Regions from separate parts of the Homo sapiens genome. Here region 1 is linked to region 2. A link is a contact called in ENCODE Hi-C data. All regions are on one chromosome and are shown on one strand. Each heading gives the region's core, a stretch centred on a gene start or an enhancer-like site at or near the end of the contact. The rest is flanking DNA. Distances are from core to core; before and after follow the strand shown. Region 1 holds the start of LIMS1 (LIM zinc finger domain containing 1). Region 2 holds the start of MRPS9-AS2 (MRPS9 antisense RNA 2).

What was found. Hi-C counts contacts between places; a loop is a spot of excess contacts on that map. Pooled maps may share reads with other maps.
Region 1: a map of ascending aorta shows a loop between it and region 2 (19-fold over the local background). The contact joins the promoter of LIMS1 here to the promoter of MRPS9-AS2 in region 2. A Hi-C loop is called at or near these places in 1 of 168 maps with a recorded cell type or tissue (ascending aorta), 1 of 37 single-sample maps with no recorded cell type and 10 of 50 pooled maps.

Annotation. Positions count from the first base shown.
Region 1 is chr2:108,533,148-108,536,339 of GRCh38, forward strand. LIMS1 (LIM zinc finger domain containing 1) reads left to right here and starts at 1,323. Exons shown (of 10, transcript NM_001193483.3): 1 at 1,323-1,447. The coding sequence starts at 1,416. It overlaps GCC2-AS1 (GCC2 antisense RNA 1), which reads right to left and starts at 1,072. Exons shown (of 3, transcript NR_135290.1): 1 at 682-1,072. RefSeq lists silencers at 186-480, 969-1,568.
Region 2 is chr2:105,036,858-105,039,988 of GRCh38, forward strand. MRPS9-AS2 (MRPS9 antisense RNA 2) reads right to left here and starts at 1,639. Exons shown (of 3, transcript NR_110603.1): 1 at 1,597-1,639. It overlaps MRPS9 (mitochondrial ribosomal protein S9), which reads left to right and starts at 1,212. Exons shown (of 11, transcript NM_182640.3): 1 at 1,212-1,370. The coding sequence starts at 1,236. RefSeq lists enhancers at 619-828, 849-898, 949-998, 1,169-1,498, 1,252-2,194.

The DNA of each region.
Region 1 (3,192 bases), core at 73-2,572, 3.5 Mb after region 2:
CTCTCTCTTTTTTTTTTTTTTTTTTTTTGTTTTTTGAACATTTAACTATTTGCTTTGTTTGGAATTTACTTTCATGTGAGGACATCAAATAGATCCAGTGTTTTCCTCCGACATGCCTCGACTGGCAGGAGACCAAAGTTTTCATTCTATTACTAGAGAGTAGCTATAGTTACAGAATCAGGTATCCTGAGAGAGATCATTTATGCCCAGGATGAATAACTTGTCTTATCTATTAAATCTATTAAATCCTTTGGAGATTTCACTTTTTTTTTTTTTTTTTTTTGGGACGGAGCCTGTTACCTAGGCTGGAGTGCAGTGGCGCGATCTCCCAGCTCACCACAAGCTCCGCCTCCCAAGTTCAAGCGATTCTCCTGCCTCAGCCTCTCGAGTAGCTGGGATTACAGGCATGTGCCACCACCACGCCCGGCTAATTTTGTATTTTTAGTAGAGACGGGGTTTCTCCATGTTGGTCAGGCTGGTCTCGAACTCCTGACCTCAGGTGATCCGCCTGCCTCAGCCTCCCAAAGTGCTGGGATTACAGGCGTGAGCCACTGCGCCGGCCCCAAAATTTCAGGTTTTGATAGACGGAATGGGTGAAGAAAATGAGAGCTAGCAAGGAAGAACAGGATGCAGAGGCAAGACTGGAAACTCTCCAAGAAAGGTTAACTTTTCTTAACTCACAAGTTAAACAAAGGCTGCAGGCTCCATGCGGAGCTCAGGCACCCAGCGGTGACCGATCCAGACCAGGTCCTCCCGGAAGCCCGGCCTGCCCGACAGAGCCTTACCACAGAGCCCCCTCAGGCGTCCTCGCCAGGACGGGGCGGAACCCTGTGTAGCTCCCACCCCCGGGACGAAGGCCGCTGCCAGGGCCGCGCAGCCACGCGAGTGGAATCAGAGGAGCCTCGAGGCAAGGAGAGCCGGGCCCCGCTCCCTGCGCCCGTCACCGCCATCCTTGTTGTAGGGAACTCGGCCCCCGAGCCGCCGCCGCGCTCCGTGGGCTCCCAATGAGCCCCTACCCCAGCCACCCGCTGCGTTTGCGCCAGCCTCCCAGACTAGCCTGGGGTGCTGAAATGGGGGCGGGCCCGAGCCACGGGTTGGGGCGGGGTCTGATGCGCGCCCCGCCCCGCAACGCCCCGCCCCCCCGCGCCTACCTCTCCAGTCCGCGCCCTTCGGCGCCCGCCCCGCCAGTCCCCGCCCCTCCTTGCCCAGCCGCTCCCGCCCCTCCCCCGCCTTCCCGCGCGGCCCGCCTCGCCTTCCCCCCCCTCCCGCGCCCCCGCGCGGCCGGCCCCTGGCCTTCCTCCCCTTCCTGCTCCGGGCCCGCCAGTAGCCGGCCGCGGCGGCGAGGGACTAGGACGCGGCTGGAGCGGCGCCGGGAGACGAGGGGCTGAGAGACGGCGGCGGCCGAAAGCGGAGAGATGCTGGGCGTGGCGGCCGGGATGACCCACAGGTACGGGCCGCACCGCGCGGCCCCCGCCACGTCCGCCCCGCAGCTCCCGGCGGGCCTTCGGGCCGGGCCGGGCCGGGCCTGGCGCGGGCGGGCGGCCGGGCTTTCCCCGCGGCCTCCCCCGGTCGGCCGGAGCCCCGACCCCCAGCGCTCGGGTGGCGGCGTGGCTGCGTCCGGGCCCGCGGAGGAGACGGCTGCTGTTCACTCCCGGGTGTCCGCGGTGGCACAGGCGCTGACGCCGCCCCGCTGCTCCGAGAGTTCCATAAGACAAATCAGTATTTGCCGAGCTAATCATTTATCTTCTAGCAGTAGGGATCAGCGGGTCGCAGACGTCTTGGTCTCAGGACCCCTCTTGGGACTAGAGGACCTGGAATGGTGGCTATCTCCATAGACTGTACTAGAAAGGAAAACCGAGACACTGAAGTTACTATTAACTCATTGAATAAATCCGTGGTATGTTAACGTACATACCACATTTTTATGCAACATAGGGTTTTGCTAAAACAAAAGAGTTCGTGGGACGACTGGCGTCCTTTACAGTTTGCGAATCTCTTGAGTTGTCTGACTTAGTAGAGACAACTACGTTCTCCCATCTCCTTTGCAGTTCAGTCTGTTGCGGTATGTTTTTATATGAAGAAAATCTGATCTTACACAGATGTGTAGTTGGAAAAGTGAGTACTGTCTTAATAGCTGTTTCAGATAATTATGGGTATTCTTTATTACTACACCAAAACTACGTAAGTGGAAGTTTCTCAAAGGCTGGTTTGGACGTGGAATCTGAAGCTACTGTCAGCGGACTTTTCACACAGTTTCGTTAAAATTCCTTGGTCTGTCTTGCAGTTTGAATGCAGCTAAAGCTCCTGTCAGTGGCCTTTGCACACAGTTACGTTAAAATTCCTTGGTCTGTCTTGCAGTTTGAATGCAGCTGTTACCCATTGTAACACCATATATTTGTCGTTTGGAAGATATTGGCTCACTGAGTTTGGCAGATCTCAAGCTGACGCATTTCATTAATAGCGCCGAATAACATTCGTTACCATCGCTATTGATTTCATTAGGAAAGTCTTTATGTTAAAAGCCGTCAGATACAAGGTGGTGTTTACAAGTTTTCCAAAATTCTCATTTTCGGTTGAAAGCTTGCTTTTTATCATTGGGAGCAAAATATTGTCAATTGTTTTCCTCAAAGTGACAGACTCACTTTGTTCAGTTTCAAGGAAGTGTCCGGCAATACAGGTTTAAATAACCCTAGTTTGTCAGTTGTTCTTTCCCGTAAAAATGGTATTTCATGACACAAGCAAGTTAATTCAGCTCATCGCTCTATTACAGAAGTGCACGCCTGCCATTTGGTCACAAGTAACAAAAAAGAGTCAAAGCTCAAGATTTGATAACAATAATTTGTACTCCTTCATCATGGACTTTTTTCCTTAAAAAAAAGTATTGACTAGTAAGTTGATATAAAATTTAAAGTATTTGTGAGATATTAAGAATAACGGATATGTAGTGTAATAAAGGAGATAATAGTTTCCTTTTAAGACCTTCAAACCTCTCTGGTCCAGTGTCTCTCCGCATCCTATCCCCTTCCCATCCTGAATTTACCATTAGTAATTTACTTTTTGGAGGGAGAGTAATAAGTTCATTCAAATTATTGTGCATCCGTAACCATCATACATGTCCAGAAATCTTTATCTTACAAAACTGAAACTCTGTACCTATTAAACAATAATTCTCCATTCCCCTCCTCCCGCCAG
Region 2 (3,131 bases), core at 389-2,888:
GTCAGGTTGGAAAGTAAGTCACCATATATAGGGTTAAGTAAAACCCATCTAATAAGAATTTATGATTTGTAGGGCATGACTCCCCAAATCCTGTAGATAGGAATCTTGGGCAAGATAAAAAAATCAGAGTTTAGTCCTCCGACCTCTGCCAATTTCTCAAGATATCTTTTGCTAGTCTAAAAGCTAATAACAAAAAGAACAACAGGATGAGCATTTTATACAAGTAAATGTATTCCATTTAAAAGATTTTTCTTTATTGTGAAATTCTGCCATTCTACCTTTTTAATGCTAAAAAGTTCTGTTTCGTGAAATGATGGTGATAGTAGACGGCATTTATTTGCTTGACAACTTTGTATGATCTCAGATTTTCTGTGTGTTTTACTTTTACTGACCCTTCAAATCTAAGTGTGTGTAAACCCTTTTAAAGTGCGTTACTACATCATTTAGTATGTGTTTCGTAGAAAGCAACCTGGGAGTTAACTGCCAGGAGCACGCAAGTTTCAGAAAGCAAGACATACTCATCTCTATTCAACAATTAATCAGTTCTGATTGGGTTTCAAGTAAGGCTTAGTACCAACGCTTAGGGAGGGGCGTGCAAAAACGAGAAAGGTAGTGTTTGACCTTACCGGTTTAAGGTTTATCCTGTGCATTATACAGTTAAGAAACAACGCAGGAGAGTGCCAGGGAACCGAGAGGGGCTTGACAGTTGCTGCAGGAGAGTCTTGACTTGGAACCAGACGAACGTGGAAAGTTAGAGGAGGGGAAAACCCCTACTAGGATAAGGCAGACAGGAATCAAGGCTTGGAGCGCATCTGGGGCCCCGGCCGCCCTGCCCAGGTGGAGGAAGAGCCGGCTCGAGGTGCAGCAAGGGGGCTGGGAAGGAAGGGCTGGCTAAAGCGCCACGTGGATGTGAGTGCCAAAGAGACTAGGAGAGCGTGGAAGTGAGTCCCGAAGAGACTGAGTTCAGGACGTGAAGAGAAAGAGGCCGAGAAAAACGACCCACCAGCGATCCTTCTTGAGGTCGACACCGAGCAGGGGTGGAGTCGGATACGCCCCGCGGACACCATGCACCCAATCAGCGACGAGCTGTCGCGGATCGCGGGACACGCCCCCTGATCCAAAGGCCCGAGAAGCTCTTGCACAGGACAGCCTCTGGAACCCCGCGCCATTAGCGCCTGCGCCGTCTCTAGGCCCCGCCCCCTCACCCCTCCGGTCCTGGAGCTCCCACAGCTAACATGGCGGCGCCCTGTGTGTCCTACGGCGGAGCAGTTTCGTACCGGCTTCTTCTCTGGGGTAGGGGTAGCCTCGCCCGGAAGCAAGGCCTCTGGAAAACCGCGGCCCCTGAGTTGCAAACAAATGTCAGATCCCAGGTAAGGCCTGGGAAGACTGGAAGCGGCTTACCTCTGCCGCGCGAGGATGTGGAGCCAGCGCGGACACCTTCCCCCAGCGTCTCGCGTGCCTTCAGGCAGGGACTCTAGGATCTTAGGTATTTAGTGGAGGTCTGAGGTTGGGGGGGAGGAGGTGGGTATTGGCGTGCAGTAGCCGCTCTAGAGGTTGTTACTTGTTTTTTTGCGGGGTGCAGCGAGGGGAACTTACCTGAAGGTAGAAGTGGAGCGACCTCCTCCTTCATTTGGCTGCTGAGCTAAGTAAGGGTCGGTGCCTAGGTCTGTGTTGGGTCCAGTCCTACCCTGCCCTGCTGTCTAGGGAGGAGGAGGGCCGCGCCAGAGAAGAATGATGGGAATTGGATTCCTGCAGGTGCCTGGAAGACAATGGAGAAAGTCACGTTGTGTAGAGGACAGTGACTTTTTGAAAGTGCCTTCAATATGCGCAATTTCTGGCTTCTTAATTTTCCCGAATCCCCCTCTATGGAAAGATGCAGGCCAGAACTTGTACGTTTCGTTTAATCCAGGGAGAAGTGGGGAGTCAACAGCTGGATGGCTGATGATGCCAGTTTACTGACATGCGATCTCAGAGCAGGAAAAAGATTTGAGAGGGAAGAAACGAGTTTAGTATGGGATTATGTTTTTAGGCATCTGGGATTTCCAGTAGGTCTACGGATAGTCAAGTGTATAGCTCAGGAGGAGAACTGATTTCGAAATGCCCTGTTACCTTGTAAATGGTAACTGAGGCCTTGTAAACAAATTAAATTACCTAGGGAGAGTGTACTGAGGAGTAGGCAGAGGGACAGGGCCCTGAAGGACAAATAAGAAATAAGAGGCCTCAAGAGATTGAGAATGAGGGACCAAAGAAGCAGGAGAGAAACCAGCCAGTGTGGTGTCATGGAAAACAGGTGAATGTTTCAAGGAGGGAGAGTGATAACAAGTACCAATTATTGCAGGAAAGTCAAATACCATACTTTAAAAACTATATTTAAAAAAAAAAACATCTTTTTGTATGTTCTTTCCTTTATATTTTAATCTAGATCAACCAGTCCATTCTATCTATTCATGTGGACATTTGTTTTTTTTTTTTTTCTTACTGGAAAATGTGCTAGAAATTTTTATTTTTTCATGCATCTCTTTGAGTATATCTTTGCTACATACGCATGATTATGAGAGGGACTATATCATACAGAGTATTTTTATTGTTGACATTTAATGTATGTATTGGGGGATGGCTAACTTTCTGTCCCTCCTGGTATCTATTCTTCTATGTTTTTTCCATGTTCTTATAATCATGCATAAACATACATGCACAGGTGTACTTTACAAAAAATGGTACCATATTTGATTGCATTTTACTTTCTGCTTTTCTCTTGTACATATGCAGTATATTGTAAAGTAGAAATCCTTCAGGGTCCCCTATTATGTTTTTAAAAGCATTTTTAACTGCTGCATACTATTCCATGATAAGAATATATCAAAGTTAATGTAACAATTGATGGACATTTGCTTTGTTTCTACTTTCTTTGCACTAATAAAGTTTCAGTAAACATCTGGTCTAGTTCTTAAGTACTGGTTTAGTAAAATGGATGAAGAATGATTTCTCCTGTTACTTTAATTTTCATCTCCTTGACCATTCTTGAAACAACCTCTTTCCCCCATATGGCAAATGTTTACTGAGCACTTTACCTGAGCCAGGCACTGTGAAGTAAACAATTTAAAGTCAAACAATTACAAGATAGTATCCAC